Regions from separate parts of the Homo sapiens genome. Here region 1 is linked to region 2. Evidence: read pairs that join two places in POLR2A ChIA-PET (ENCODE). Cell type or tissue: B cell. All regions are shown on one strand.

Region 1 (4,000 bases), 710 kb after region 2:
ATACCACCTGAAATCCAGAACAGATTCACAGGATAGATATCAACAAATCCATGGTCACAGCTTACAGACAGGGATTTAAGGTCACAGATCAGAACAGTAAAGGCTCTTAGAAAGTTTATCTAGTTCAACCTTCCATCAAACACAGAAATAACTTCAACATTTCTGGTAACACAGTTTGAACTTTTATTTTTTTCCTTTTCCTTTTTTTTTTTTTGAGACAGAGTTTTGCTCTTGTTGCCCAGGCTGGAGTGCAATGGTGGAATCTCAGCTCACGGCAACCTCCACCTCCTGGATTCAAGCAATTTTCCTGCCTCAGCTTCCCGAGTGGCTGGGATTACAGGCATGTGCCACCACGTCCGGATAATTTTGTATTTTTAGTAGAGACAGGGTTTCTCCATGTTGGTCAGGCTGGTCTCCAAATCCAGACCTCAGGTGATCCACCTGCCTCAGCCTCCCAAAGTGCTGGGATTACAGGCGTGAGCCACCGTGCCCAGCCTGAACACTTTATTATTTCATTTTTTGAGACAAGGTCTGGCTCTATTACCCAGGCTGGAGTGCAGTGGTGCGATCTCAGCTCACTGCAACCTCTGCCTCCCGGGCTCAAGCCATCCTCCCACCTCAGCCTCCCAAGTAGTTTGGACTACAGGCGTATGTCACCACGCCTGGCTAATTTTTGTATTTTTTGTAGAGACAGGGTTTCGCCATGTTGCCCAGGCTGGTCTCCAACTCATGAACTCAAGTGATCCACTCACCTCAGCCTCTCAAAGTGCTGGGATTACAGACATGAGCCACCAGGCCCAGCCTTATTTTATTTTTGAGACAAGGTCTCACCCTGTCACCCAGGCTAGAGTGCAGTGGCATGATCACAGCTGACTGCACCTCAACCTCCCAGGCTCCTGCAATCCAGCCATCTGAGTAGCTGGGACTATAGGTGTGCACCACTATATCCACTAATTTTTCAGTTTTTGAGGAGACAGGGTTTCGCCATGTTGCCTGGGCTGGTCTTTACTTGCCTCAAGTGAGCTGCCCACCTCAGCCTACCCAAGTGCTGGGATTACAAGTATGAGTCACCACACCCGGCCTTGAACACTTTTAACCAAGACTTTCAGTTCATCTACTCTGAATAGTTTCAAATGTAACAAAAACACTTTTTTTTACTAAAACATTTATTGAACACATATTAATAAAAATTTTGATTTTCTTATATTCTAGGAAATTTAAAAAATCTCGAAACATGTTACTATACAAATGTCTGTGCAGGGCTGTGGAACTAGTCACTTACCCAATAGCCATTCTTGGGTAAAAGAACCTGATTAACCCTGGACAGCTGGCAGAGGTTCTTTGCTCCCAGGTGAAGAAGGCCCCAACCCAAACCCAGAAAATAAATCAAGTTGATCTAAATAAGCCAGAGGTCTTTTTTGCTATTCCCCTTTGTCAGTGATTGCTCTAAGTATGGGCATATAGCTCAGTTTGAGCCAATGAGTTATGAAGCAAAGTCAGCTTGGAGGTCTTTTGTTCCCAGAAAACCTTCTCAGAGTGTTTTGTCTCAACCCCTTGTTTCTTGTTTAGAGGATTGGTGTATACCCTGGAGTTATGGCAGCCATCCTAACATCATGAAGAAACAAAAGCATGAGAATAAAAAGATAAAAAGCTAAAGATGGTACAGCAGGGTAGAAAGATAAAGTCCTGGTCCCTTAAGGCTGGGTGCAATGGCTCACGTGTGTAATCCCAGCACTTTGGAAGGCCGAGGCAAGGGGATCACGAGGTCAGGAGTTCGAGACCAGCCTGGCCAACATGGTGAAACCCTGTCTCTACTAAAAATACAAAAAAATCACCCAGGCGTTGTGGTGGGCACCTGTAATCCCAGCTACTCGGGAGGCTGAGGCAGGAGAATACCTTGAAACACAGCGAAACTCCATCTCAAAAAAAAAAAAAAGGCTGGGCGCAGTGGTTCACACCTGTAATCCCAGCACTTTGGGAGGCCAAGGTGGGCAGATCACGAGGTCAGGAGATCGAGACCAGCCTGACCAACATGGTGAAACCCCGTGTCTACTAAAAATACAAAAATTAGCCGGGTGTGGTGGTGTGCACCTGTAATCCCAGCTACTCAGGAGGCTGAAGCAGGAGAATCGCTTGAACCCAGGAGGCGGAAGTTGCAGTGAGCCGAGATCGAGCCACTGCACTCCAGCCTGGGCGACAGAGTGAGACTCTATCTGAAAAAAAAAGAAAGAAAGAAGGAAGAAAAGGTCCTGGTCCCTGAAAATATCGTTAAGCTACTGAAACAGCTACACACCACTATTCTCAGATTGGCTCATTAAGAAAACAATGACTGTTAGTTGGTTTTCTGTTACCGCCAAATAATTCTAGTCAACACAAAAAGGTCCTTGTCTTTTCCAAGACCAAAATTTACTGTTTACTTACTGTGCAGTCTTGTACCACCAGACATCTTTTCCCATACAGCTAAATAAAAACTCTATGCTGCACTGTCTTACTTGCTATTGTATCCCAAATGATTAGCAAAATGTAACATGTTCACAAAATGATCACTGAATGAAGGAGTTAGCAGCACATTTTCAACTTTCATGAAAGTCAAATTCATGGCCGGGCATGGTGGCTCATGCCTGTGATCCCAGCACTTTGGAGGCTGAGGCGGGAGGATCGCTTGAGGTCAGTAGTTCGAGACCAACCTGGCCAACATGGCGAAATCCCATCTCTACTAAAAATACAAAAATTAGCCAGGCATGGTGGCGTATGTCTGTAATCACAGCTATTCTGGAGGCTGAGGTGGGACAACCACTTGAACCTGGGAGGCTGCAGTGAGCTGAGACTGCACCACTGCACTGCACTCCAGCCTGGGCGACTGAGCGAGACTTTGTCTCAAAATAAAAAAAAAGAAGAAAGTCATATTTATGAATGTCAAGAATCTAACAAGGCTTACATTTCTCTATCTTGCCCATAAGCATAACCTAAAAAACCATCTAAAGCTTTACAGAAATCGCAAGAGAACTTAAGTGCAGCATCCCTCTGATACAACAGTCTTAATACTAAGAAAAGAAGAGAAGTCAAGGGTCCTACACTGGCCAACAAACTCACCGCAATCATACTGGATGAGTCTTAAGTCAGGGAACTGGGTGCGCATGTTACACACAATACGGTGCAAAGGACGAGCCCGGGGCCAGAGCTCAGAGGCCAATTGCTCCTGGAAGGCTGCCTGACGTGGGGCCAGCCAAGGAGGTGGGTGGCAGGCATGCAGGGAAGGGGGAGGTGCCTCCACAGGAGGCATGACAAAGATGAACCTGTGAAAGGAAGAAGCAGGCAGTGTAAAAGATGGGACTCTGAAATGCCCCAGAAGTTAACACCTTCACCAGCCCTAAGCACTACATCCACTCTGAGGCCCCAAGACCCACTCCCCATTAGCACTTAGCCCTGCCAACCTCTCAATGATTTCTGACAGCTGGTCTAGTCGCTGCTGGGGAAACAGTACAGCCCGGTGGGCAGCCTCGGTATAAGTCCAAAAGGTGGGGTGGCTGGGGCCAGGAGAACGAGGGCCGATGGGGCTGGCAACAGGTTGGGGCAGGGTACAGAAATCCAGGACTTCAGTCCCATACACAGGTGCCAGGGCCCCATGAGCCTCACTAAGTTGGAAAATCCGTTCCAGGCGTTCAGACCGCTGCCGCTTCCGCTTTTCCTCCAGGGAGTCCTGGGGGTGAGAGAAAAAGAGGAAGTAATCAGCACCCTCAGAGTCCACATCAAAACCTGACTGTTCTTCCCAGATGGAAATAAATATATAGAAACCATGGGATCCAAAAATACACTATGCTTTTTGTAGTTTTCCAAGTTATCAATGAGAACTATTCTTTCTCAGAAGTTATGTTAAATAACTTTCTTTTTTATGTTAAATAACTATTCTTTCTCAGAAGTTATGTTAAGTAACTTCTCTCCTAGAGAAAACTGATCTTTCCTTGTATGCTACCAAAGCAGAATGACTGAATATTCAAAA
Region 2 (4,000 bases):
CAGTCTCAGGCACTAGCAAATTGGACAGTAGCTCATTCATACTGGTATAAGAGCTGCTGCTTTATCGAGGCCAGAGGCCCTTTCTTATATGGGGCAGCAGCTGCGCTCCTGGGAATGATTCCTACATAAAAGATTCCACATGGAAAAAAAATAAGCTCTGTGCATTCCATGAAGATGCTCATTACAGCATTATCTCTACTAATGATCTATTCCAATAATAAAGGAAATGAATACAATATAATATGGTATTTCAAACAAAGCCATTAAAATAGATCATTATGAAAGAATGTGAATGAATGAGAAATGTTCATAAGTTAAAAAAATGCTTATTTTTCAGAGAGCAAAATTAGACTCGTCTGTTGCTTGGAATGGCTTCCTCTTGCTCTGTGTCTAAACTATGATTATGGAGTAGTTAAAATGCATATGCATGTTGGCAAAGCCTGAATAAAATATGCAAACGTGAAAATATTTTTTGTAGAGGAGATGAAATTATGGAGGAAGGAGTGTGTCTATTTCAAAATTGTCCTAATGAGAAGTATTGTGGCATAGTAGTTCAGAGGAAGCTCCCTGGAGCCAAAAATTTTTTTACCGTATATATGGCTTTTCTAAATTACTTAAACTTTCTATGCCTCAGTTTCTTCATCTATAAAATGGGGTAATCGTTAGTATCTTGGAGAGTTGTTGTGAGGTCTAACCAATATGTGGAAACTCTTAGAATAGTACCTGGCATGTAGTAAGTACACTGTAAGTCCTGGCTATTTCAACTCCGTATTATTTATAGCTTAATAAAATATTTTAAAGATAGTTGGCCAGTCAGCACTGATACTCCTGTCTACCTGTGTTACATCTCAGAAGAGGCTTAGCCTATCTGTGCTGACACTTACTGAAGTATAAGTTATATATAAAACACACCCACTTTAAGTGTACAGGTTGCTGGTTTTTGGTGAATGTGTACACGGGCATAACCATCATCACATTCAGGGTGCAGAACTTTGCCGTCACCCTCTCATGCCCCGTGCAGTCAGCTGCTCTCTCCCTGACCCAGCCCCAGAGAACCACTGGTCTACTTTCTGCCCCTATGAGTAAGTTTTGCTTTTTGTAGAAATGGAATTTCACAGAAATTGAATCATATAGTATGTATTCTCTTGTGTCTGGCTTCTCTGGTTTAACATAATTTTGAGATTCATCCATTGCTTGCAGGTAACAGCAGTTCCTCTTTGTTGCTAGTATTCTGTTACATGGGTAAACCACACTTTATTCTTCCACCCATTGATGGACATTTGGATGTTTCTATCTTATGCCTATTATGAATAAAGCTGATATGCACATTTGTGAAAAAGTCTTTGTGTGGACATATGTTTTTATTTTCCTTGAGTAAATCCTAAGAGTAGAATTATTGAGTCATGTGGTAAGTGTACATTTAATTTACTGTTAACCAAAACTGGTTTCCAAAATGCCCAGGCCATTTTATATTTCCCCAGCAATGTGTGAGACTCCATATCCTCAGGCAACAGTTAGCACCTTCAGTCTGCTCGATTTTAGTGGGTGCATAAGGGCACTCCTTGTGGTTTTAATTTGCATTTCTCGGGTGACTGATGATAGCACATCACTTTTTTTGTATCATTATACTTTTAAGTTCTAGGGTACATGTGCACAACGTGCAGGTTTGTTACATATGTATACATGTGCCATGTTGGTGTGCTGCACCCATTAACTCGTCATTTACATTAGGTATATCTGCTAATGCTATCCCTCCCCCCTCCCCCCACCCCACAACAGGCCCCGGTGTGTGATGTCCCCCTTCCTGTGTCCATGTGTTCTCATTGTTCAATTCCCACCTATGAGTGGGAACATGCGGTGTTTATTTTTTTGTCCTTGGGATAGTTTGCTGAGAATGAGCACATCACTTTTAAATGGTAGCTCACTTCTAGGGAAGGAAGGAGAGCGATGAGTCAAAAGAAGTTCCACTGTTTTTGAGCTTAGGTGTCCAAGAGAATAAAACTGGTGCCACCAACAAAAGTGAAATTAGGAGTCAGTGATTTTTTGGCATAGGGGTATTAAATTTGAAGTGATGGCAGGATGTTAAGGGGGAAATAACTGGGTGGCAGCATGCTTTGCAGGCTTGGAGCTCAGTGGGAGGTCAGGTCCTGAGATAAGAGCCAAGTATCCGCTGAGAGGTGAAGCACAAACGGGGAGAGAGAGAGAGATGAGACCCAAGGATCAAGCCAGGGCTCAGAGTGGCCAGAAGCATCTGTTCCCCAGTCCCCATTTCCAAGTAATGGAAAATCCAGACTGACAGGCCTAATAGGCCTAAAAATAGATAAAATTAGCCCACTTATATATGAGCCACTGGAATACTTTCTAGTCCTATTGCAAACTCTACTCTTGGCTACTTTGATTGTTAAAATTGTAAATTAAAAGTTATCTATACCCTTTTTAAAAAAGAGTTTCAATATGGTTTGTGACAATCAGTTAATTATCTTTGTGGCCTGAGGGGCCCCCTTCTTTTAATCACCTTAACCAATAAAGCAATAATGTCTTTCTGAAGTTGATTCTTTTTGATGGTTTGTGTTTGGATGTTCAAGGTTAATGAGGAAATGATCCTTACCACGCTTTTGTAATTTTAATACAGACAGGGTCTTGCTTTGTTGCCCAGGTTAGTCTCCTGGGCTCAAGGATCCTCTGGCCTCAGCCTCCCAAAGTGCTAGGATTATAGGCATGAGCCACTGCGCCCAGCCTCTTGCTACACTTTCATTCAGGATAAAGATGGTAATATCCAAGACTACTGAAAGTCTTATAACCCCAATCCAAATTTTAAAATAAATCTTACTATTAAGAAGCATTGATTGGCCATGTGCAGTGGCTCACACCTGTAATCCCAGCACTTTGGGAGGCTAAGGTGGGTGGATCATGAGGTCAGGAGTTTGAGACCAGCCTGACCAACATGGTGAAATCCTGTCTCTACTAAAATACAAAAAAAAATTAGCCGGCAATGGTGGCAGGCGCCTGTAATCCCAGCTACTCGGGAGGCTGAGGCAGGAGAATCGCTTGAACCCGGGTGGCAGAGGTTGCAGTGAGCCGACATAGCTAGCACCACTGCACTCCAGCCTGGGTGACAGAGCAAGACTCCCTCTCAAAAAAAAAAAAAAAAAAACATTGATTATAGGAGGCCGGGCATGGTAGCTCATGCTTGCAATCCCAGCACTTTGGGTGGCCCAGGTGGGCCAACCGCTTGAGCCCAGGAGTTTGAGAGCAGCTTGGGCAACATGATAAAAACCAGCTTCTACCAAAAAAAAAAAAAAAAATGCTGGGCCTAGTGGTGTGCAACTACAGTCCCAGCTACTTGAGAGACTGAAGCGGGAGGATCACTTGAGCCAGAGAGGCAAAGGTTGCAGTGATCAGAGATCGTACTACTGCATTCCAGCCTGGGCAACAGAAATAGACCCTGTCTTAAAAAAAAAAAAAAAAAAAAAAAAGAAGGAAAGAAAAAGTAAAATAGTAATAAAGAAGCATTGATTACAGGATTCTGAAAGCAAAGTCTCCTTTGCAGTTTGTAGTAAAATTTTTCTGTGGTTTTCTCTCCCTCTAGAGAGAATGATGGCTCTGGGATCTGAAATCTTTCCTTCCGCAGGAACTGGACACGGCAGTGAGGACCAGCGTATCCAAGAGGATGGACTTAGTGATGGGGAACACCCAGGGACATGCCCGAGAGCCTCAAGAAACACCTTCAGATGACATTGCCCAGCGTCTTACATTAGAGAACTCTCCAGACAGCCCCCGAGGCCTGGGGCCGGGTGCTGCTCCCAGACTGTGAGCTCGTGGCCACGGGAAGCCTGAGTGCGGCAGAGGCCCCACAGCTGCGCCAAGTGCGGCAAAGCCTCCCGTACAGTTACTCCCTGAGCGGTCATCTCCGAAGCCCTGCTCATGAGAAGCCTCCCCTTTGCCCTGACTGTGGAAAGCGTTTCAGCCAGAGCTCCTACCTGCTGCAGCACCGGCAGAT

Evidence for each region. Peaks named below come from ENCODE experiments on the same cell type or tissue, not always from the same donor. Only the 100,000 strongest peaks of a DNase experiment are listed, where the experiment ranks them.
Region 1: POLR2A ChIA-PET joins it to region 2 with 5 read pairs; 3 of 35 experiments call an interaction of 5 or more read pairs at or near these places.

What each region holds. Positions count from the first base shown.
Region 1 is chr16:30,728,666-30,732,665 of GRCh38, reverse strand. SRCAP (Snf2 related CREBBP activator protein) reads right to left here. Exons shown (of 34, transcript NM_006662.3): 26 at 3,435-3,700; 27 at 3,094-3,296. Among named protein-coding and RNA genes, the nearest start is that of TMEM265, 10 kb to the left of the region's middle. RefSeq lists an enhancer at 816-975. In B cell, no CTCF peak of the experiment used is centred here; no DNase peak of the experiment used is centred here.
Region 2 is chr16:31,436,774-31,440,773 of GRCh38, reverse strand. It overlaps ZNF843 (zinc finger protein 843), which reads left to right. Exons shown (of 2, transcript NM_001136509.3): 2 at 3,590-4,000. The coding sequence starts at 3,925. Among named protein-coding and RNA genes, the nearest start is that of ZNF843, 4.0 kb to the left of the region's middle. In B cell, no CTCF peak of the experiment used is centred here; a DNase peak (open chromatin) is centred at 1,553; H3K27me3 peaks cover 73 bases.